Linked DNA regions of Homo sapiens: regions 1 and 3 are each linked to region 2. A link is a loop called in an ENCODE intact Hi-C map of the cell type or tissue named here. Cell type or tissue: heart right ventricle. All regions are shown on one strand. Region 1 overlaps PCBP3 (poly(rC) binding protein 3). Region 2 overlaps SLX9 (SLX9 ribosome biogenesis factor). Region 3 has its middle 25 kb from the start of PICSAR.

Region 1 (8,000 bases), 870 kb before region 2:
AGGAGGCAGAGTGAGGGGCTCAGCACATCCCCTGCCCAAGACAATGACAAATGGGATGAAACCATCAAAAATAGCCACTTTAGGATGCTGGAAATCAACTAAAGACACATTATAAATTGAGAAGCATTTATTTAAAAGAAACAAACAGGCCGAGCCTAGTGGCTCATGCCTGTAATCCCAGCACTTTGGGAGGCCAAGGCGGGTGAATTACGTGAGGTCAGGAGTTTGAGACCAGCCTGGACAACATGGTGAAACCCCATCTCTACTAAAAATAAAAAAATTAGCTGGGCGTGGTGGTGGGTGCCTGTAATCCCAGCTACTCAGGAGGCTGAGGCAGGAGAATTGCTGGAACCCGGGAGATGGAGGTTGCAGTGAGTCGAGATCATGCTATTGCACTCCAAACTGGGCGACAGAAAGGGACTCCATCTCAAAATAAATAAATAAAAATTAAAAAATAAAAAAAAAACACCTACTTTGCCTGGGGTCCTTTGCCACACTCTTTGAGGAGCATCCCTGAACCCAGGCCCATGGGCCCTGAATTGCCACAGCTGCCCTGCAGGAACCCGTCGGCCACCCCTTTGGGTGAGTCAGTGAATCACAGAGCCAAAGATCGCAGCCCATGCCAAGCCCACACACTGTGTGAGGACCAGGAAAAAACTCTCAGAAGAACGGACACGCGTGGTTCTGCGGGACATGAAAGGGAATCTGCACAGCGGAAAGTCCACGCCTGGGGTGGGAGGTCAAGGGGGTTAAATGGCTGCACTTTCCACTCATGAAGAGACCAGACACCACCTCAACCGAATCCCCAGCAGGACTTCTCCTGGAGCTGCACAGTGTGGAAGGTCCCCTGAAGGAATTAAGGCCGACGTTTTCTGAAACTCTGAAACCCTGTGTTCCTGGCACAGCAGAGCAGCCATGCCAGCGGGCGCTGGGGAGGACGACATGCAGGGAACAGAGGTGACTGACCTGAGGGGTCATGGGGACTGCAGAGGTCATTTCACAAAAGGTGCCAGTACAATCAGTTTTAGGCCAGAAAGTTAAAAAGTCTAATTCTAATCTCACCCACTACGTCAATGTGAGTCCTTGTAAAATTTTAAAAGTAAGAGTTGAATAAAACTACAATCTTATCTCACCCTTAGGTTGCACAGACCGATGTCCTATAAGAGGACAGCATGGAGGGGGAAGACCTTACCCCCCGCTAGGGCCCAGGTCAGCCTCACATGTGAGTCACAGTGACAGGGTGTGCCCGATACCATGGGGTGACAGTGGTACTTCACCTCTGGGGGCTTCCTCCTCAAACTCATAGCCCCTTCCTGTACCCATGAGAAAAGCATCAGACAGATCCCAGCAGAGGGATAGCCTGAAAAATGCCTGATTAGTCCTGCTCAGGACAGTCAAGGTCACCAAAACCAAGAAGAGTCAGAAACTCACAACCAAGATGGGTGTGTCCTGTGCCAGGTCTGCCCCTCGTGCACCTAACCCTGTCCCTCACTCTCCTAACCCTGTCCCCTGCTGGGTCCGCCCCTCACTCTCCTAACCCTGTCCCATGCCGGGTCCGCCCCTTGCTCTCCTGGCCCTATCCTGTGCTGGGTCCGCCCCTTGCTCTCCTAATCCTGTCCCATGCCAGGTCCACCCCTTGCTCTCCTAACCCTGTCCCATGCCATATCCGCCCCTCACTCTCCTGGCCCTGTCTTGGGTCTGTTATCTGCTTAACTGACAATTTTTAAAGAACCATTTTTAAAAAATCATTTTTATAGTCACCTGGAAAGAGATCAGTTCTTGCTATGGTTGATTTATAGCTTCTTGGGGGATGTGTCCAGTTTTAACCATGAAACATTTAAAAGAACGCAGAACACCGGAGAAGGCCCCAGAAAAGGCAAAAGAGGAGCTAAAGAAATGGACAGTGCGGCCAGAGGAAAGGCTCAGGCTGCAGTGGGGGCTGAGGACCCCGATGGCTCCCAGGATGACGGTGCCGGTGCCTGTGCCTGCAGGAGTCCTGCCAGCTTCTCCTGACCTTCAAAAGGGTCAAACGAGCAAATGGCCTCACACTGAACACAGAGAGATACCGGAGGCTATGGGTGATAGTCACACGTTGAGGGACATTGTGAAACCACTTCCCAGGGTGAGCAGGGAAGCAAGCTCAGTTCCAGGTGTCCTCCAGAGGATGAGCATGTGGAATATCATTTCTCAAGGCTCATGATTTTGGGGTCTGATAAATAGCTAAGTTGTCAGGAAAGAGAAGGTAGGAAAATGATGAGAGCAGGTGTCGGAAACGCCGAGTGACAATGCACCCTAAGGAGGAGCCTCCCCTGGGCGGTGCCTCCCTGACACTGCCGGTGCTTGCAGGACGGAAGCTCGAAGGGCCAGGGCTGGGCTCTGCTGCCTCCCATGACCTGGAGCTCCAGTACAGTAGAGGGAACAGAACCCCAACCCCAGTCTGCATGACAGCCACAGAGCACCAGCAAGAAGTGACAAGAGCAGGGAAGGGAGCAGAGACAGGCTGCAACATGTCACGAGCAGTCAGCATCACACGGGAGGACAGGAGGGTCCCGTGGAGAAGCCAGAACAAGAACCAGGGAGACAGGTGAGGAAGAGAGTTCTAGAAATGAGTTAGGGGAGGGGGCGGGGCCCACAGCAGGGTGCAGGCAGGGAAGAGTATTCTAGAAATGAGTTAGGGGAAGGCACAGGGCCCACAGCGTGGTGCAGGGGGAAGAGTGTTCTAGAAAAGAGTTGGGGGAAGGTGCGGGGCCCACAGCACGGTGCAGGGGGAAGAGTGTTGTAGAAAAGAGTTGGGGGAGGGTGCGGGGCCCACAGCGTGGTGCAGGGGGGTACTGGACCTCAGTTGAGGACCTCCTGGGCTGGACATCAGGCTGGAGCTCAGTGTGTGCTGGGCCAGTGTGACCCAGGAGTCACTGGCGACCCTGAGGGTCTTGGAGCCCCTGCGGAATCCAGGATTAGGGAGAGGCTGCACAGGAGAGGGGGTCCCTCCCAGCCTGCCAGGCAAAAAGTGGGAACCGGGAAGGGGGAGCAGGTCAAGAGTTGAAAGATGCTGTTCTCAAGAAAGGATTCTGCCTCTAAAAAGAGAAAAGGTACCAAGTTAGCCCAGGTCACAACGCCAGGCTCGCTGGCTCTGCAAGACAAGGGTGCTTTGCAGAAGCCACATGGATGGACAAGGACGAGGGGCCGGGTCTCCTCTCAGAACGCACTCCTCAGACACAGGTGTGCTATCACTGCTGTGGCCTTCAGAGTCTGAGGCTCTGTCCTCTCGAGGCTGTATCCCGCAGGGTCCTGAGGGCCTCTGCTGAAGGCGGGGCACACAGCCCAGATCGTGTGGCCAACAGAGCTGCCTGTCTGCTGCAAGGATGAAAAAGCGCCTCCCACCAGGATATTTCTAAACCGGGAGAAAAGGACGTGGCTCAGATACGTCAGCCCTGCCACGAGGTGGCAGCAGAGGTCCATGGTCATCCCCCAGGTCCCAGGAACTCCCTCCTCTGGCTTCTCAGAAACCAAGGTGCCTCTGGGGCTTGGCTCTAACCCAGGGGTCTGCAGGCCCCGCTGGCTGCCCATATCCACAATCCACGTTTCCCCGGAGCACAGTCTCACCCCCTCCTTGACTCGTGGTCTGCAGCTGCCTTCCAGCACCAGGTCAAGGCCACGCACACTGCAGACCGTGTGGCCCGCAGAACCCAAGCCACCTGTCCTATCCTGACCTGGGTCATCACAGGCCCTCACAAGGATTGTGGGAGAACAGCAGCCAAGCTGAAGTGCCAACACTGCGTGACATCCTCCTGGGCCTGGCACTCCTATCCGTGGGTGACAAAGTTCCCAGACAGCAAAGCGACGAGATAAAATGGGGCCCATGGGGCCAGGTAGGCGCAACGACCTCACAGGCAGCAAAGGTGTGCTGGCCCGTGGTGCCCACTGCCATGGCAGCCGGACTGGGTGTTCCCAGGACGGATACACTTGACATGGACACACCAAAAACACCTGACAGCCGGGAGAAGGCCAGCATCATCCCACACATAGCCGAGAGCCAGGAAAAGGCCAGCGCCACTCCCTTCAGAGGAGATGAGGTCTGAGCTGGTCCATGGGTCAGAGCCAGTGGCTGAAACGGAGACCCAGTCTCCAGGGAAGACCCGCAACAGTCCTGCGGTGTAGAGCAAACATTCACCCCACCTTCCCCAGCGGGCCTGAGTAACTGCCTGGAGTGACAGCATGATGGGCAGAGTGAGTGGCCAGGCCCTGGACCTTCAGACAATGGCTGGGTCTGGGGCCTGAGCTCCTGCCCACTCCAGGGGACTCAGACACCATCATGGACCCACAATTAACATGACAGACGGAGCTTGGCCCGAGTCCATCTGGCAGAGGCCCTGTGCCCGCACACCCATCTGCTAGACGTTCTGGTACAGCACTGGACAGAGGCGCCCAGCAGCTGCCAGACAAGCCCTCTGGCCCCGGCCTTGAGCAGGATATTAAGGCAGAAAAGGCCAAGTACAGTCCCCAGGAGCCTTCCCCACCTCAGCCAAGATAGCACCTGGGGAAGACTGTAGAATCTACACTACCATCAAGGACTTCAGGGCTGCGTGGGCGGTTTGACCCCTTTCCATTTTCCACTCTAGAAACCAGATGGACTCTGGGGACAACAGTGGCTGCCGGCCTCGGCCTTGGGGTGCCCAACGGCAGTGTCGTGCCAGGTGTGGTCTCTGCACCTGCATCCGCTTACTTGATGAACATGCCCTTCATCCCGTCTGTAAAGAGGATCAAAATTAGACTGTGTGTTCTTGGGAGAAGAGCAAATACATAACCAGCGCTTTCCCTCAGAGCTAAGGGAGCCCTTCCTGCTCTGTCACAGGACAGTCTTCAGGGACTCCGACTGCTTTGTTTAGGTTTTATTTTTTAGAGCAGCAAACTGAGCACAAAACACAGAGATTTCCTATATACCCCCATCCCCCACGGCCCATCCCCCACAGCCCGCCACCAGAGCAGTACATGAGTCACAACCAAACCCATGTGGGCACATCACCACCCCCCAGGTCCAGAGTTCACAGCAGGGCTCACGCTCGGTGCTGTACTCTGTGGTTTGGGCAAATGTGTAATGACACGCATCCACCATTACAGCATCACCCGGAGTATTTTCCCTGTAGTAAAAGTACTCTGTGATCCACCTACACATCCATCTCTCCGCCCAACTCTTGGCAACCACTGATCTTTATACTATTTTTATAGTTTTGTCTTTTCCAGAATGTCATATAGTTGGAATCGTATAGCATGCAGCCTTTTCAGGCTGGCCTCTTTCACTAAGTAACACGCATTCAAGGTTCCTCCGCATCACTTCATGGTTTGACAGCTCATTTCTTTGTAGTGCTGAATCATATTCCACTGTCTGGATGCACCACTGGTGTATTCATTTGCCTACTAAAGGATGTCTTGGTTGCTTCCAAGTGTTGGCAATGATAAACAAAGCTGCTATAAACATCTGTGTGCAGGTTGTTGTGTAGGCTGAAGTTTTCAAATCCTTTGAGTAAATACCAAGGAGCATGACTAATAGATCTCACGGTTAGAGAGATTTTAGTTTGCAAAGTGATGCAACCACTTGGGAAGGTAGTTTGGCAGTTTCTTACAAAACTGTGGCAGTTTCTTACAAAACATTCTGCAAATGGCAAAACTATAGTGACAATAAAAACATGAGTGGTTGCCAGGGGCTTCAGGGACGGGAGGAGTGAGTACGTGAAGCGCATGGGGGCAGTGGAGCTCTTCTGTATGACACAGTAATGACAGGGACACGTGTCACTGGACACTTGTCAAAACCTGTGTTCAACACAGTGAGCCCCAATGCAAACTATGACCATCCGTGAATAACAATGAACCAGGCCGGCGCGGTGGCTCACACCTGTTATCCCAGCACTTTAGGAGGCCGAGGCGGGCAGATCATGAGGTCAGGAGATCGAGACCATCCTGGCTAACAAGGTGAAACCCCGTCTCTATTAAAATACAAAAAATCAGCCAGGCTTGGTGGCACGCACCTGTAGTCCCAGCTACTCGGGAGGCTGAGGCAGGAGAATGGTGTGAACCCGGGAGGTGGAGGTTGCAGTGAGCCAAGATCGCACCACTGCACTCCAGCCTGGGCGACAGTGCGAGACTCTGTCTCAAAAAATAATAATAATAATGTACCAATATTGGTTCATTGACTGTACCACACTTGAGGCAAGATGTACGTAACAGGAGAAGCTCTGTATGAGGGGAGGAGGTGGCACGCTCTATACTTTCCAATAATTTTTCTGTATTGTAGAATACAATTGCCCTAAAACATAAAGACTATTAACTTTTCAAAAGTGAAATAAATCCTGAGTTCATAAGGATATCATCAACTGAAAATGGAAACCACAAGGTTTTGGATTTTGATTCCAACCATGAAGGAGTAAGGACTTATGATCCCACAGTAAAAACCTTAAGAATTGGACAGAAATAAGAAGCAAGTGTGTTCGAGCATTGCACAGCAGGGTGCAGGACTGTGATCTTTCACCCGGCGGAGACACACGCTGAGCTCCTCGCCGGCTGCTTTCTAGCTGCGTCCACTGTCAAGTTGCTGCTCACGGCAGTGCAGCACACACACAAGCTGCTGCCTCGCTGGGGGGCTGAGGACAAAAGGCAAGCATGGGGGCTGCGGCAGCAGCTGGAATATGGGAGATGGGGACAGCAGAGGCAAGAGCTAAGAGGAGACGGGGCCCCCAAACTGCAGGAAGATGTTGGCCAAATACTATGCTGTGCACGCAAGGACTCCATGAGGAATGGCAGAGAGAGACAGAACTACTGGGGAGTATGAGGTGAACAGACACGCTAAATGTCATGTGGTACCACGAGGCGGGGACTGCTCACAGCCACAGTGGAGGCCCCTCACTCAGCATCCAGGGTGTTCACTTGAGACCCATGAAAGGCTACACCTTAGGAGGAGGACAACGTTAAGTTCTAGAGGAAGGGATAGTGAAGACTTTCCTTGACAAAGTTCGACCGAGCCATGACATGAAGTTTCGGTAAATTAGATGCCTGCAGAAATAAAAACCAAAAACAACAAACACAACACCCCAAATTCTTAACAGCGTAGCATATATAGTCACGTGCCACACAACGGCATTTCAGGCAACAACAGACGTGCCATATACCACAGCCGTCCCTTAAAATTAGAATGGAGCTGAAAAGTCCCATCACCCTGCAACGCTGTGGCCTCCTTAGGAAGGAGTGCAGCTGGCTCCCCCCACGCCTGTGGTGATACTGGTGTAAACTCACCTGCTGCCCTGCCAGTCACATCAGAGCGTAACTCGTACAATTACTTACAATAGTAATACCTGACGATGATAATAAACGATGGTGTTACTGGTTTGTGTATTTACTATACTATATTTTTACCATTATTCTAGTGTACTCCTTCTATTTATTAAAAAAAAAAAAGTTAACATAGAACAGCCTCAGTCAGGTCTCTCAGGAGGTGTCAAGAAGCAGGCACTGTGATCACAGCAGAGGACAGCTCCACGCCTGTTACTGCCCCTGAGGACCTTCCAGCGGGACAAGGCGTGGAGGTGGAAGACAGTGGCATGCACGATTCTGACCCTGTGCAGGCCTAGGCTAAAGTGTGTGTGTGTGTCTCAGTTTTTAACAAAAGGGGAGGGGAGGGGAGGGGAGGGGAGGGGAGGGGGAAGGGGAGGAGGAGGGGGAGGAGGGAGAGGGAGGGGAGGGGCAGGGGACGGGGAGGGGGAAGGGGAAGGGGATCTTAAACATGAAAAATTCTTATAAAAACAAAGAAAATATTTTGGCGTAGCTGCATACAATGTGTTTGTGTTTTAAGCTAAGCGTTATTACAAAAGAGTCAAAAGTTAAAAAATAAATCTAAAGGTTTATAAAGCAAAAAAGTTAGAGTAAGCTAAGGTTAATTTATTATTGAAGAAATAAATTTTGTTATATCATAAATTTAGCATATCCCAAGTGTACAGTACTTATGAAGTCTA
Region 2 (8,000 bases):
GTCATGATGCAGAAAATGCCAAAGGATCAACAGCTACTGGGACTGAGGGCTTCAGCAAGGCCTTGGGGTGCGGCCGAGGTTTGCAGCGAGGAAAGTACCAGCAGCACCGCAGGGAAGAGCAGTCATGGCCAAGAGCTCCCCGGGGGGTGGCACGACCCAGGGACGCTGAATGCAGAGCGCCAAGGTCACGCTACTGCACTGAGGAACCCAGGCTGCGGGGCCAGAGGGCACTCCTGGCCTCCTGAGCCACACCTGGCCTGTGTCCTCAGCATCTGCCCAAACTACCCCATCCCACCTGGAAAGGAAGAAGCCCCAGAGAACTGCTTCAGTCCTAAGTCAACACAGGACAGGCTCCCGAGGCCCGGATGCAGGGCCCCACCGCCGGGGATGGTGCAGGACAGGCTCCCGAGGCCCGGATGCAGGGCCCCACCGCCGGGGATGGTGCAGGACAGGCTCCCGAGGCCCGGACGCAGGGCCCCACCGCCGGGGATGGTGCCCGAGGGAGTGGCTGTGCTGCTCACCTAGAGGCGTCCTGCTCTGGGAGGTACAGCCACTCGCAGCTCTTGGTGGGTTCAGCTAGTCTGGGGGCCCCACCTAGGGAACCTCGCAAGACAGCCTCCACGACCTGCCTACACCTCAGACAAGCACACATCAGAAAACCACAGTGCCCAGGGCCCCTGAACATGACAGGCCGGCCACGCGCCCACAGAGGAAGGGATAGCCCTGTAGCCGGGGGGCACTCGCTGCCACCTCCCATGAGGAGTAGTGTCTGAGGAGTGAATGAGGAGAGCCTGCTGCACAGGCTCGGCCTGGGCCTTGCCAGGCGGGGTCTGGAAAACACACCAGGTGGGATGCCAAGGGGGAGGCTGCCAGAGGCAGGGCCCTGGGGACCTCCTAGTCTCAGGATGGCACCTGCAAGTCAGAATGAGTGCCACACCCAGAATACAGTGGCACCTGGGGCCCCAGCCCTTCCCTGCTCACCCCTAAGTTTCCATTTGAAAACACTCAGCTGCCCTCCCACCCCAGCTGTCGATGAGGACAGTGACGTGCAGATGGCCTCAGCAGGATGCTGCCAGCCAGGCCCCACCAACCGAACATGTCAAGAACCTTAAATAGCTCCAGCCACCGAGCTCCAAGTGCCAGGTTCAGAAATAGCAACCCACATGCTCAGACACTGCCCCGCCGTCTCCTAGGCAGGGGGGCGCCCGGAGCACATGACACGGACACCCACATAGCAGCACCCCAAACGAGGGAGGGTCCCGTGGGGCCACACAACCCCAACTGTCCACCCAGCCAAAAGACCTCTGCTGGGCGTGGGGCCACATAACCCCAACTGTCCACTCGGCCAAAAGACCTCTGCTGGGCACAGCATCCCCCATGGGAGGGCGGTCCTGAAGCAGCTGGGGCCAGACCTGCAGGGGAGAAGGAGGGCCCTGGGGCCAACCTTCTGGTGATGGAAGGCGGCCCCGGGAATCCCCAGGCCAGGCCCAAGGTGATCAGGCCACACACTCTGATGTGAAAGTTCCAGAAACAACTTAAACATCAGCCCTGACAGCAGACAGCTCTGATGAGGAGGAGTCACTCCCTGAGTGGCCAGGGAAGCTGCCGATTGCTGTCTGGCAAATAGAAAAAGGCAGTGGCTGAGCTTCCCGGGGGCGAGCAGCGCAAGCCCAAGACAGCGGCCCAGGGACCTCGGCAAGCCGGTGAGATCCAGACTTGCACGGCCCACAAAGGCCTGAGTGAACCTGAGTGAACAGGAGCCAGGCCATGAGACACAGGCACAGAAGAGGCTGGCCAAGCCCAGAGGAATCTTCTCCTGTGTGTTCTGCTGCTGCTGTGTGTTTAAACCATTTTTAAGGCCTTTAAATCAAACCGGCGACTTTAATCCGATGAAGGCTTAGCCTGCTGCACTGTGCCCACGACACGTGTACCCAGTCGCCGCCACGTGCTCCAGGACAGGGACCAGGTGGAGTCACCGTGATCCTCAGGCACAGGTGCAGCCCACACCCGCCTGGGCCAGTCTCTGTGCTCAAAGTTCTATGAGGATAAACCCACACACGACGGGCGAACCCTGCTCGGACAAAGAGCAGCAAGGGCTCCTGAAGACACTGCTAGCTAAGGGCCTTTCCTGAGATGCCCCGCCCCGGTTAGTGATTGGCACGTGCAGCAGGCCTGGGCGAGAACACCTGTAGGCGAGAGATGGTGCCCACACAGTGCCCTCGGGCAGTGAGAGATGGTGCCCACACAGCGCGCTCGGGCGGCTCCGGGGGCAGGGCCTGGCTTTTATCTCCCAATGTTGCGTATTTGTCTATTCTGCAATGTGTGCATACGCGCTGCTTTCTCAATCATGAAATGTTATTTTCTACAGAAGTAATTTTAGGTAAAAGTTGATCCCTAACCTTCAAGTCTCAGCCACAGGCATGACAGTGAGTGAGGCACGGTGGGCAAAGACGCGGCCGTTCGCCCCGTGCGCTGAGGACTCAGCCCCTGGATCCAGATGGTAGAGCTGGGACTTGAACAGGACCGGCAAGGGCCACATCCACAGCCTGTCCCCCTGCTTCCTCCCAGGCTGTGCAGCAAGCCAGGGCCATCCATGCCCACTTTCCCTGCCTCTCTCCTACCTCCCTGCGCGATGCTGCAAGATGTTGGTCCCTTGGATGGCTGTGGGCTTCAGCGCCACCAGGAGATGGGAGCCTCCTCTGCGCCCAGTATGGCAGCAGCCACGGTTTCATCTCAACCTGAGTGAACAGGAGCCAGGCCATGAGACACAGGCACAGAAGAGGCTGGCCAAGCCCAGAGGAATCTTCTCCTGTGTGTTCTGCTGCTGCTGTGTGTTTAAACCATTTTTAAGGCCTTTAAATCAAACCGGCGACTTTAATCCGATGAAGGCTTAGCCTGCTGCACTGTGCCCACGACACGTGTACCCAGTCGCCGCCACGTGCTCCAGGACAGGGACCAGGTGGAGTCACCGTGATCCTCAGGCACAGGTGCAGCCCACACCCGCCTGGGCCAGTCTCTGTGCTCAAAGTTCTATGAGGATAAACCCACAGCAGTTCTACAGCAGCCCCCCGACACCCCCCTTTCGCAGATGAAGGAGCTGATCGCAGAAACCCTGAGGACGCCGGCAAGGAGGTGCAGGAGGCTAGAACCCCAGAGGCCCTGGCTGGCTCCTGACTCCCACTAAGATGGGAGGAAACAGCACTATGTCTGGTCCAAGTCAAATGCCTCAGCATGGCACCATGTGACTGCGTGACCATGGGCCTGAGAAGCGCCACCAACAGGGCCACGCTCCCAGCCGGACTGGCATAGGCCACACCTCCGACCCCTGGTCTAGCGTCTCAACAACATGTGGCTCACAAGGATGCCTGGCTTAAGAAACAAGTCATTGGGCTCCCAACATACCGGCTGGCACGGCCACACTCTCTGCAGGAGCGCAGGTAAGAAGGCGCACCACTCCCAGCCGCCGCACCACGCAGCCAAGGCAGGTGACGCACAGGGAGCTGCGGCCAAGCCGAGGCCATCTGACCCCAAGCCTCGCTTCCACAGAGCCATCTCCATGTAACCTCCCCGTCAGTTTGTTCTTATTTTAACTTGGGAGTAGATATAAGCAACAAGTACATTCTGCATGGTTTCCTGTCATACCCTTGACTTCACAACTGTAAAAAAAGGTCTTAAAAAAGGGATTTTTTTTTTTTGAGATACTGGAAAATAGCAGAAAATGAGCTCATTCTGTTTTCAGGCAGGCACCTGGGACTCAAGCCCAGAGACACAGGCAGGGTGGGGCAAGGCTCATTTTCTGCCATTTTCCAGTTATCTTAAAAAAAAAAAAAATCCCTGAAGACAACCCTGTAACCCCAGAGTCTGTACTGTCTGATGAGGAGCTGGGACTTCCCAAGTCTCCGCTGTGCAAGGCAGGAGGGAGAGCCTGCGTCTCTATCCCGGGACTGTCCCACACCTGGGCTGACCTGACAAGGACACAGCTCTGCTGCCCTCTGCTGGCCAGATCACCAGGGCAGAGGGACGGCCAGGAAGCCAAGGTCGCGCCCTCCACCGCAGGTCCCTCCACCGCAGGTGCCTGGGGGTGGAGTGGGGTCTAAGCAGGTACAATCACCTGGGCAGCGCTCTGTGCTGACCGGGAGAGCCAGCCCTGCCCAAGGGCTGGGTGCAGGAGCTTGGGATGTCCTTGCACCACAGCCTGGTGGCCTCGTCACCCAGTCCAACACGCCTGCAGACGCAGACGTGTTCCACTGACAGCAGCAGCAGGTCGTACACAGCCGGAAGGCGCAGGCAGAAGCGGCAGGAGTGGCTGCCGGAGCAGCAATGGCGGCGGTGGGTGCCCTGTGCCCGGCGTCTAAGAGTAGGCCTCTGTGGCTTCAGAGCCTGGCTCCATGGTGCGCTCTGGCCTGCTGCTGCTGCACAGAGGGTTCTGGGGGGTAGGCGGAGCTGGGGCCGCGCTTTGGGGACCCGGACAGCAGTGTGGTCCCTGTGTCCACCCGGCCGAGGGTGCTGGGTTCCTCTGGAGGAGGCTATGGTGCAGGGCCGCCTGGGCTGCATCCCTAGGATCCACCCCACATCGGTGTGACTGCCAGGCCCGACACTCCTGACAGCCGGGCCCAGGGCCCAGGGCCCACAATCCACTCCCTGATCAGGAGCAGCCCCCGGGCAAGGCCACAAACCGTGCGAGGGGGAGCCAGGGCTGCATGCTCCACAGAGCCAGCAGGAGCGGGAGCAAGCAGCAGCCAAGTCGGGGCTCGGGACCCTGGCCTCTCTGCACTCTTACCCTTGCAGACTCAGAGATGCCTGCTCCTGCTGCCTGGCCTCTCCCTGCTTCCAACGCCCACTCCAATCTCAAAGGGGGGTTGGGGCTGAGCCCAGGTGCTGTCAGAGCCCGGCCGGGTGTGCACACACTCAGGCCCTGCCACCTTGGCCCCCTCTGGACCTTGGGCATCAACAAGCTCTGGGAGGAAGCCAAGGCGGGGGCTGAGGGTGGCTTGGCGCTGGCCTGCAATGGCCGGACCCCACACTTGCTCACACACACACTTCACCGCTCCACGCCTGACTCCAGTCTCCCTTGGAGGCATGAGATCCAGGCCAGTAGCATGAGCTGAGCTCAGCCTGCCAGGCCAAGTAGGTGAAATGAGCCCAGTGGGCCTGGACAAAACTCAAGCAAAGGTGCCACCGGCCACAGGTATCTGGCCAGAAAAGCAACACCCCCAAAATCCTGTACCACCACCGGCGCCTCTCATGCCCCCACCGCCCCCAAGCCGTCCACCATGCTGTGAGCTCCCTCTCCAGCAATGGTGACAGGCCTCCCAACATCCTCTGCTCCAGGGGCCCCCAGCCCCACCCGGCTCTGAGTCCATACCAGGCCTTGCCCCACCCTGCCTGTGTCTCTGAGCTTGAGTCCCAAGTGCCTGTCTGAAAACAGGTGGGCTCGTTTTCTGGTATGAAGGAACACAGAACTAGAAATCCAATTCTAAGCGTGCTCCATGACCAGCTCCCCAGACGCCCGGTGCTCCACGACCAGCTCCCCGGACCGCCCGATGCTGCATGACCAGCTCCCCGGACGCCCGATGCTCCACGACCAGCTCCCCGGACGCCCGATGCTCCACGACCAGCTCCCCGGACCGCCCGATGCTCCACGACCAGCTCCCCGGACCGCCCGATGCTTCACGACCAGCTCCCCGGACCGCCCGATGCTCCACGACCAGATTCCCGGACCGCCCGATGCTCCACGACCACCTCCCCGGATGCCCGATCGCCCGATGCTGCATGACCAGCTCCCCGGATGTCCGATGCCAAGGATTGGAGCCGTGCCCAAGGCTGGAGGATCAGCCACCACTGGACACCCGGCCGGCTGCCAGGCTCTGGTATTGCACAAGCCAGCTAGAGCTGGCCACACAGCACGCACAGCAGGTGGCACTGCGTTGGGGGAGGCTCAGGAGACGGGTGCTCACCCCGGCTCTGCCACAGGTCCCTCGCCACCCCCAGAGCGGACATGGAGGAGCTGTAGCCCCGACATGGGGTCCACAGGCTGCCGCAAAGCCCCTGCATGCACAACCCGGCCCACAGGCAAAGCTGAGTCCTGCTGGGGAGGTGCAGGGGGTCTTAGAGAGCTGGGGCGGGGAGGGGACTCTAGGCCAGCCTCAGCCCTGCACCCATGCCCTCCTCCTCCCGTAGCAGGAGGCTGCAGAGCTCAGAGGGTCCCTCCCAGGATGCCCGTAAGGGTAAGGCAGGCTCCAGGGCACAGGAAGGGAACAGGGGGTCAGATGTGGCTTCCTGGCGAGCTGGGATCCGAAGGGCTTGAAAAAAAACATAGGAACGATGCCATGAACTTGTCAGTCACAGGATAGGAACGATGCCATGAACTTGTCAGTCACAGGATAGGAACGATGCCACGAACTTGTCAGTCACAGGGACTAACAAGCCCCACCACTTCCCAGGGCTAGAGTGGGGGAGGAGGGGTGCAGATGGGCACACGGGTGTCCACCAGGTGATGGGCCACAGCCTAGACCCCTCCCCTGGGCCACCCAGCTCCTTGGCCAGAGACGCAGCATGCAGTGCTATTCCTGACTCAGGCAGGGCACGGACGATGAGACACATCTTGGGAAGGCGGTGTTGCACTAAGCCAGGCAGACAGGCACCCACAGGCCGCCACCTCACCTCCATAGCCAGGCGGGTCATTGAAGGGTGGCGGCCAAGTCACAGGATGCAGTATCTGCATGACATGGGCACTCAGGCCCCAGCACAAACCCGGGGTGGGGTGGGGGTAGGGACGCAGGGCACCAGCCAATCAGGAGCTGAGGAGACCACACCAAAAAAACAGAACTGTTCCTGGAGAGAGGGAGGAACATGGTGAGGAGCAGCCAAGATGCAAAGGACCCCACTGAGGCGCCTGGATACCTCGGAGGCCTGAAGAAAAGGGGCTGGGGCCCCCAGACCAGGGCAAGCCCCTCCGCCTGTGGGGCTACTCCTCTAAGGGTCTGCAGGTCCCACCCATGAGGGTCTGTGGGCCCTGCCACCCTGCCAAGCTGGTGCTTCACATCCCAGGGCAGGGGAAGTGGAGGCCTGTCCCTCCGTCTGAGCCCTCTGTGAGGTCCCATGGTCCCCTTCATCCAGCCCGGGGCTCTTCAGTGCAGAAAACCCACAGCAGGGCGGTGGAAGGAATATGCACCAGAACCCTGGGCTGAGAGCCACAGCCAGAGACGGCTGGCCAGAGGCCTCGCTCCAGGAGGGCTGTAATGGGGGCCCGCGGCGATGAGCTCAGAACGCCCCTCCCACAGGACAGCCTCCTGGAACACACCTCAGGGACAACCTCCAAGGCACCATTTTGGAGCACCTTCTCCTGAATCCCCCTGGGGCACCAAGGCAGAAATCACAGCCATGGGCAGTGCACAAAGCCACCGGCTCCTGGCCAGAAGCACTAAGTGCCTCCCCAGGCCAAGGCTCCTCCCCAACACCCAAAACCCTGACCCTGCCGCACGGCTCAAATAATTCCCATCCTCGTGCCCCTCAAGGCGGGCTATGGGAAACACCTGCACACAAGCAGGAAGCGCCAGAACGGGCCACGCTACTGTCAGCACGAGCTCAGGGCTGGGGAGCGCCAGAACGGGCCACGCTACAGTCCCGTCAGCACAAGCTTTAAGATTTTTATGCACAAATAAGGGTATGTGAATTAAGAAAAAAATTAATTACCCAACAGACTCACAAACAATAGAATCTTCAAATTTTTTCAACTTATTGTTCAATTATTTCAAGAAAACACTTCTATGCTCTACTCTGATAACATGGTTCTGAAATTTGAAATCAATCTTTGACATTGTAAAGTTCAAGCTTCTACCCTCTCCCACCAGTTACTCTAAATTAATGAGGTTTGAGCTTACGAAAAACAAAGACCAGGCCGGGCGTGGTGGCTCACACCTGTAATCCCAGCACTTTGAGAGGCCAAGACAGGCAGATCTCTGAGGTCAAGAGATCGAGACCATCCCGGCCAACGGGGT
Region 3 (8,000 bases), 80 kb before region 2:
TCCCCGCACCGAGCCCCGCACACCCAGGGCAGTGAGTACTCAGAGGCCCATGGCATCAGCAGAACCAGCATGGTGGGCATGACCCCGTGTCCCCGCCATGCCGGCCAAGGTGCCCTCACACCCTGGGAACACCAATGTCCCTCCCAGTGGCCATGGGCCTCGTGGGTGCTGGAGCCTGCAGGTCTCGTGGCAACAGCCCGAAAATGAAACGGCAACTTTGGTTTCTGGTGGTGAACTCGGGAATTTGAGGAGAAGTTGATAAATCTTCCTGGGACTCAAAATGGAAAAATGTAAAGTGATGAATGCAAAAGGCCAGCCAAGAGACCTGGAAGCCAGGGCCAGGGCCAGGTTAGCGGGGCCACTGAGGGCCACGTGGGAGAGGACGGACAGGGAAGGACAGAAGTCAAAAAGAGAAGCAGGGGGCTTGTCTCTAAGTGACAGAGCATCTCAAGGCTCCAGATCAAAAGGGCTTCTGAGAGCAGAAAAGTTGATAATGAGAGAGAGAAAGACGGAGGGAGAGAGACAGAGATTTTTACTTTAAAGGATTTAAAATAAAGAACAAACCCGAGGAGCATGGAACGGGTGCCAGGAGCTTTATCTGCGAAGAGCAAAGCCCAGCTGCTCCGGCAGACAGGGCCGGCGGACTCGAGGGACGCCTGCAGGGATCTGAGGGGCCACCCAGGGCTCCTGCCCCAAACTCAGAATTGGCCGCTGCACAGACGAGAATAAGTCACTGGAGACAAGCTTCGGAAGCCGGGGGTGCGCGGGCCGGCCCCTCTCTGCAAGCGAGGGTCCACGGCCAGGAGAGAGGGAGGGAACCCGCGTCAGCTCTGCCACTGACGTTCCCCTCATCTGCCCCTGACGTTCCCCTGCATTTATTCAACCTTCTGCCCTGGAGAAATTCTAAGTTCCTATAAATTCAGGCCCCACTTGTTTTGCAACCACTGGCCTTGGTGACAAACAGTCCTGAAAGCTGCCCCGGGGGCAGGGCGCGGCGGCGGTGAAGCGTGTTGGGGGGCGGCCCCCCAGGAGGCAGGGTCCATGGGCTGCGGCTAGCCCATCCTGAAGGGCACCCCTGACTCTGAGCAGGGCCGGGAGGTGTGGCTGCCATCACCACAGGGCTCCCAGGGACTGCCCGGCACACTCAGGGGCACGGGGCTCAAAGAGGAATGGGCGTGGGGGGCCTTGGGGAGGGCAAAGTGCCCCAGACAACCCCTGGAGACTGGGCGGGGGTGGGCGGTGGGGGGCCCCCACACACGAGATTGGTGCCCAGAGCCACCCCCAGTCTCAGTGGGGGCCGTGTCTCGGGTCTTGGGCTCAGACATGGGGGAGACACTGGCCGGCTTGAGCCAGGCACCCGCTCTGTTCTCTGCCTGCAACTGGCCCAGAACCCACGGTGGGAAGGAGCTGAGACATGGGGGAGACACTGGCCGGCTTGAGCCAGGCACCCGCTCTGTTCTCTGCCTGCAACTGGCCCAGAACCCACGGTGGGAAGGAGCTGAGACCTGGTGCACCAGGCCCCAGGCTCCCGGACACATGGGGCCCATGTGCTACCCATGTCCATCACCCTGGGCACCAGGCGTCCTCCTGCACTGCCTTGGTTTGCCAGGACTCGGGGTGTGGAGGGACACACAGTGACACGGTGACTGAGGCTGGCGCTCTGCCCAGGAGACGTGGCGGAACCCCCTCGGCCTGGCCCCACGTGTTCCAAAGGTAGGGGTCCACACCAGCCATCGCGCCGGGCCGTGCGCACAGAAGCCATGTCCTCACCCGCCCGGCCCCGCCCCTGCCTGCCCGGCCCGTTTCCCAGCAGTTTTGTGTGCCTCCTTTCGAGCTGGAGCCCGCCTCCCCAAGACCAGCAGCAAGGGAGGCTCCAGGTGTGATTGGACAGCAGCACCTGGCACCTCGATGTCCTCCAGAGCAATTTCTGTGCGAGGTTGCAGCAGCCTTTGTGCCAGGTTGTGGATTTTTTCACAGTCTTTCCGTTCTTGTTATCAGGCATTCGTGTGTGAGAACCCCCTTCGTGGCCACCTCCGGCTCCGTTGCCAGGGTTCTAGCACAAGTGTCTCCATTTTGGTTCTGACAACTTTCACTCGGGGAAAAGCCAGCCCCCGTCTGTCACTGCAGGGGCCTGGGGCAAGGACAGGCAGTGAGGCGACGTTCCCCCAGAGCTGTGTGCACAGTGGCCGGGTTGCTCCAGCTCCTGGCAGGAGGGAGCCCGTCCTTGGAGCATCTCTCTTCTGCTATAAATACGTATTTGAGTTAGAAAATAAAACGCTTCCAACTGGGCGGCTGACCCTTCTGAGCTCAGAGCAGCCGCGTGGGGGTCCAGGCCTCCCCACCCCCCGCAGCCTGGCCGTGGCCTACTTTCCAAGCCAAAACGAAGTTCTGATGGAAAATGATTAACAAAGGAAGGATTTCTGCTTCTCTACTCCGGCTCCTGCTGGGTGGGGATGGTAATTGTGTGCCCTGTAAACTGTGGGGGAGCTCCGGGCAGGGGCCGATGAGCCCCCGCCCTGGCTGGAGCTGAGGGCACGGGTGGGTCACAGGGCTGGAGCCCTGCCTGCTGGGAAGGGCTCAGGTGCTTCTCTCCCTCCCTCTCTCCGTTCCTTCAGGTTCCACAGAGACCCTGGCCCCCAGCCTCTGACCCCGTCCTCTGAGGCTGTTCGGTTTGAGGTGGGAGAAGCCTGGTCTCATGCACCCCAACCTTCAGAGTCTCAGGCACCAGGAGCCCCAGATTCTTGGGTTCTTGCCCCTGGTGCTCAAGCGAGCTCCTTGCATACTTTAGAGAGTACTGAGGAGCCTGTGTGTCGGGGGCCCGGGCCCCAGAGGTTTAGGGGAACTGCTGTTTTCCTGTCTATCAGAAGTCTGGGGTCAGCCCCTCTTTACTCGGTACGCTCAGCCCCCATCTGGCGTCTCAGATATGTCTGCCTTATAGACAATTTCAAATAAGTTGTCCAATTTTAAATAAATGAGAGTGTTCGTGGCTTCCTTTTGCGTCTTTATGGATTTCCTGTGTTTTCCGCCATGAGTGTGGATTGTGTTCCACTGAAGGAGAAGGCGGTTTCCTGGCCCAGCACAGTCGCCTCCCCTGGGACCTCCCTGCAGGCCAGGCTGCCCCGGTGAGGTCTGCAGTTCCCTGGGAATGGCTTTGCACCCTGAGACCCTCGCAGCTGCCCCTGGTCTGCAGCACCCCGCCCTGCCCCCCCGCCCCTGGAACCCAGGACTTCCTTCTCCTCTCTCCAAACCTTCACGAACAGGAGGGGCTTCCAGGACACAAAGGGCTTTCAGGATCAGCGCGCCTATGCTGGGCATGGTGTGGCTGCACCAGCACCCCTGTGAGACGCTCAGAGACACACGGTCCCTCCAGGCCAGAATCCGATTCTGCATTTTCACAGGACTCAGTGACTCACACTTGCTGGAGCAGGAGAAGCAATGCCCTAAAAAGTTTCGGCAATTCACACATCAAAACTCTAGAGAGTTGTTGGAAGTGGGAAATGAACATTTGGGGAGAGGCTGAGATTTCAGCAAGACCTCTTGGGAACTTGCCCTTTGTAATTCTAAAGCGGCTTTGCTGGCTTCTGAATGTAAACTTGAATCGTGTGAGTTCTGATCCACTCATAACATTACCGTGCTTTATGTACTAAATGAAAGTGCAATTTGTTTGTACACTGATTACAGTTTTACCCGCTGAGTTGGCTCTTAGCTCATTTAAGCTGTTTCAAATGGAGCAGCAGCTGCCAAACCTGCAGAAATCCACCACTGATTAGCTATTGCCAATTGATGAGGAAGACAAAGACCCAGGAGGCCCACCTGCCGTGAGGGAGTTCCCCTGTGAGTCCAGGCCGGGGCTCTGTGGCCCCTGGAACCTCGGACTTCAGACGCCGGCCTGGGCTCCCACAGCGTCTGGTTTTCTCCATCAAAACTGCGCCTGGAGGGGTGAGGTGACCAGATGCAGGGGGTGGGGCAGGCGAGGAGGCGCCTGGCTAAACCCAGGTTGGGAGGAGCCTCTGCACAGCAAAGCCGGGGCTTCAGGACCCTTTGCTGGGACAGGTCCGGGAACCATCTGTGATTAGAGGGGCCCGTTTGGGAGTCGGGGGCCGAGGCCAAAAGGACACCCTGAATGCCACCTTTGTCCAGCAACAAGGTCTCATTAGTTCCATCTTCTGAGCTGTCACGCCGGCACCTTCCGCCTTTCCCGCGCCTCATTAGCCCCGAACAAAACCCACTGGTGGTGGGCTCAGCGGAGGCAGGGAGGCCACGGCCAGCTCTGCTCCACTCACTCAAGAGAGGGAGGAGGAGGCCTTGAGGCAGGGTCACGCTCGGTGACAAGGGGCTGCCTGTAGGCTTGTGCTTGAAGGATGAGAACTGCATCCTCCGTCAGGGACCAGACCCAGCCTGGTCTGAACCCAGCAGGCAGCAGGCAGAAGTGCTGTGCTGATTGGCCGTGGACGCTGGCTTAAGTCACTGACAGCGGAAATCAGCGCAGCCCTGGAGCGTAGCTGAGCACAGCTGCAGAAGAGCAGGGAAGCTCCAGGCTGCACCCTGGAGAAGGCCAGCAGCTTTCTCCCTCCAGATCCTGGGCCTGGCCACCCTGTCGCTGGCCAAAGGGGAGCAGCGCTCTCTGGGGCCCATGGTCAGAGTCCCCAGGCATGGCCAGCTCTAGGGGAAAATGGAAGATGGGAGGTCTCAGAGGCCACTGAGCCCCCTGAGGGAGCTCCAGGCTTGTTGAGCTTCTGTTGCGATTCGGAGGCAGCCAGATACAGCCCTGAGTGAAGCCCCGCTTGCCTCCAGCACCCCAGGACTGTCTCCACCCAGCACAGGCCACAGCCCTGCAGAGGACCCAGCTCAATGGACCCCTCTGGAGTGGGCTGAATGGTGACCCCTCAAGATGTCCACACCGTAACCCTGGAACCTGTCAATGTGGCTTATTTGGAAATAGGGTTTTTGCAGAGGTCATTATGTTAAGGATTTTTTTTTTTTTTTTTGAGACGGAGTTTCACTCTTGTTGCCCAGGCTAGAGTGCAGTGGCGCGATCTCAGCTCACTGCAACCTCTGCCTCCCGGGTTCAAGTGATTCTCCTGCCTCAGCCTCCCGAGTAGCTGGGACTACAGGCACACGCCACCATACCTGGCTAATTTTTGTATTTTTAGTAGAGATAGGGCTTTGCCATGTTGGCCAGGCTGGTCTCATACTCCTGACCTCAGGTGATCCGTCTGCCTCAGCCTCCCACAGTGCTGGGATTACAGGCAGGAGCCACCACGCCAGCCTGTTAAGGATCTTGGGATGAGGGTGCCCTAGATCCAATGACAAGTCTTATGAGAGACTAAGAGGCAGGAATGGGGATAGTGTGGCCACAAGCCAAGGAGCCCCAGGCACCTCCAGAAGCCAGAAGAGGCAGGCGGCCCCTCCACAGGACCCTGTGACCCCCAGACAGACGGTCCCTCCGCAGGACCCTGTGACCCCCAGACAGACGGTCCCTCTGCAGGACGCTGTGACCCCCAGACAGACGGTCACTCCTCAGGACGCTGTGACCCCCAGACAGACGGTCCCTCCGCAGGACGCTGTGACCCCCAGACAGACGGTCACTCCGCAGGACGCTGTGACCCCCAGACAGACGGTCCCTCCTCAGGACCCTGTGACCCCCAGACAGACGGTCCCTCCGCAGGACGCTGTGACCCCCAGACAGACGGTCACTCCGCAGGACGCTGTGACCCCCAGACAGACGGTCACTCCGCAGGACGCTGTGACCCCCAGACAGACGGTCCCTCCGCAGGACGCTGTGACCCCCAGACAGACGGTCACTCCGCAGGACGCTGTGACCCCCAGACAGACGGTCCCTCCTCAGGACCCTGTGACCCCCAGACAGACGGTCCCTCCGCAGGACGCTGTGACCCCCAGACAGACGGTCACTCCGCAGGACGCTGTGACCCCCAGACAGACGGTCACTCCTCAGGACCCTGTGACCCCCAGACGGTCCCTCCGCAGGACGCTGTGACCCCCAGACAGACGGTCCCTCCGCAGGACGCTGTGACCCCCAGACAGACGGTCCCTCCGCAGGACCCTGTGACCCCCAGACAGACGGTCCCTCCTCAGGACCCTGTGACCCCCAGACAGACGGTCCCTCCGCAGGACGCTGTGACCCCCAGACAGACGGTCACTCCTCAGGACCCTATGGCCCCCAGGGGCTTCTGGGGCCCAGGGGGAGCAGGGCCTTGCTTGGGGGTTCACATTCTGCACAGAGGGGATGCAACCGGCTGCCTAGGGAGACAGGGTCAGGACCCAGAGCTGAGTGTAGGCTGGGGAGCACCCAGGAGTACAGGGGGCTCTGGCCCACCCAGCTCAACTCTTCCCCTCTCCTCAGGGGGCAAGGACCCTCCACAAAGATGAGGTGAGGTGTTGACACAGTATTAGGGGCACATATCTTAATGGATAGGTATCCCAGGTAAGTTCCTAGAATAGGGATTTTTTTATCTACAAGCAAATCTTAACCCCTGGGCGTTTCAGCAAAGGCCCTGCCTGAGCCCCTCTCCTCATCCACATGCCCTCCTGGGTGTGGGGTACCTGTCGTTGGCGGTGCTCAGGGGATTCCGGTGTACATGCCTGGGGAGGCCCCAGGTCCCGAAAGCCAGGGCCACACTGCCTGGGGATCTTGTGGCCCCTGTGGACTCAGGGCCCATGTGTGCAGGGAGGAGGCACTCTCCCCACGTGCTCCATTGCCAGGGCTGATCCCTCGGCCCGAGACCCTGCTTGGTGGGGAGGCCCCAGCTCAGTACTCCTGCCCCTGTGTCTGTGTGACCCTCTGTCCGTCCTGAGAGTCTCTGCACATCTGGTCTGGTTTGACTTTAACCTGAATGCCCAGCCTCCCTGCTGTGTCCACAGCCCTTTCCAGAAGGACCCGCTCTCTCGGCACCCAGCCCGGAGCACCTCCTCACTGCCTGGTCCCTGCCTTGTGACAGGACGAGTTCACCACCCCTCCCCCAGCTGCAGGACAGACGTTAGATGCAGTGGCTTGGGGGGTCTGCTGGATGAAACCTCACGTTTCCTCCAAGAGCTGCCTATTTATTGTGCAGGCCCCATCCATGGCAAAACATCCTCCAGTCCTCTGGCCACTCCCTCCTTACAAATGAGCTTGAGGAGAAATCTGCAAGGTCACGGCCTCCTGGCTCCACCATCACAGAGACCCTGCCTGGGCTGGACCTGTGGTGGGGTCAGAGGATTCTTCTACCGAAACTCGAAGAAAGCCAAGGCCCGGCGTGGCCGCCAGATGGCCACCCCGTCCCCACTCCCTCTGGAAGACGCTGTCAGCTCTTCCATCTCTCTGAGACTGTCTGAAAGGCGTTCAGTGAAATACAGGTGCCTCCCATGGGCACGTCTCACGCTGTCCTCTCCCCTGCAGGAATGACCATATCCACTCCAGAGGCCCTGATGACCTGTGCGCTGTCACCCAGCCACAGCGCAGGCCAGACTCCAGTGCCATGTCCCCTGCGCAATGTCTGTTTCTTTCTGCAGCAAGTGTAGCCCCAACATCCTCATGGCTTAAATGTAGAGCCAGTGCCTCACTGTGGCCCAGCGGTCCCTGTGCCCAGCAGGGAAAACCTTCCAGGGCGCACGAAGCCCATAACAGGAGCTGTGCGGCCTCAACTCCCCTCAAGACCTAGAGCTTGGCCCTCCCAAAGGCGGCTGCCTGGACCCAGTGGAGCCTGTGCAGCCGGTGTCCAGGCTATGACGGCACCTTCGGGACTTTGGGGCTGCACAGTCAGGTTTCTCCTGAGTCCTTGAGCTAAAAATATCCCTGCTGAAATTTATAACAAAATCCAACTGTGCTCTGCACATTTTCTAGAAGCCCTCCCCGCCAATACACAGCTCCGCAAGGCAAAACCGCTGCTCCAGCATCTCTCCCAGTGACGCTGGGGCACAACGTCACTCGGTGTCCTACAACCCGGCCAGTGCTCATGCACCCCTCACGTTGCTCCAGGTGCCATCAACGAACAAGGCTG

What was found. Hi-C counts contacts between places; a loop is a spot of excess contacts. Peaks named below come from ENCODE experiments on the same cell type or tissue, not always from the same donor. Only the 100,000 strongest peaks of a DNase experiment are listed, where the experiment ranks them.
Region 1: it touches region 2 in a loop (7-fold over the local background); 3 of 110 quality-filtered maps call a loop at or near these places.
Region 3: a loop joins it to region 2, with 3 times the contacts of the local background. A loop is called at or near these places in 10 of 110 quality-filtered maps.

What each region holds. Positions count from the first base shown.
Region 1 is chr21:45,816,189-45,824,188 of GRCh38, reverse strand. All of the region lies in intron 4 of PCBP3 (poly(rC) binding protein 3), which reads right to left. Among named protein-coding and RNA genes, the nearest start is that of PCBP3-AS1, 16 kb to the left of the region's middle. RefSeq lists enhancers at 1,749-2,434, 6,181-6,680, 6,681-7,182. In heart right ventricle, CTCF peaks have their summits at 3,224 and 3,436 (motif pointing right); a DNase peak (open chromatin) is centred at 3,438; H3K27me3 peaks cover 1,730 bases.
Region 2 is chr21:44,945,932-44,953,931 of GRCh38, reverse strand. The region is part of intron 2 of SLX9 (SLX9 ribosome biogenesis factor); the gene reads right to left. Among named protein-coding and RNA genes, the nearest start is that of SLX9, 9.9 kb to the right of the region's middle. RefSeq lists enhancers at 911-1,861, 3,353-3,938, 4,249-4,398, 3,939-4,524. In heart right ventricle, CTCF peaks have their summits at 3,801 and 4,000 (motif pointing left); DNase peaks (open chromatin) are centred at 1,117, 3,991 and 6,740; H3K27ac peaks cover 7,580 bases.
Region 3 is chr21:45,026,225-45,034,224 of GRCh38, reverse strand. No RefSeq gene overlaps it. Among named protein-coding and RNA genes, the nearest start is that of PICSAR, 25 kb to the right of the region's middle. RefSeq lists enhancers at 2,332-2,999, 5,312-5,811. In heart right ventricle, no CTCF peak of the experiment used is centred here; a DNase peak (open chromatin) is centred at 4,446; H3K4me3 peaks cover 747 bases; H3K27ac peaks cover 1,815 bases.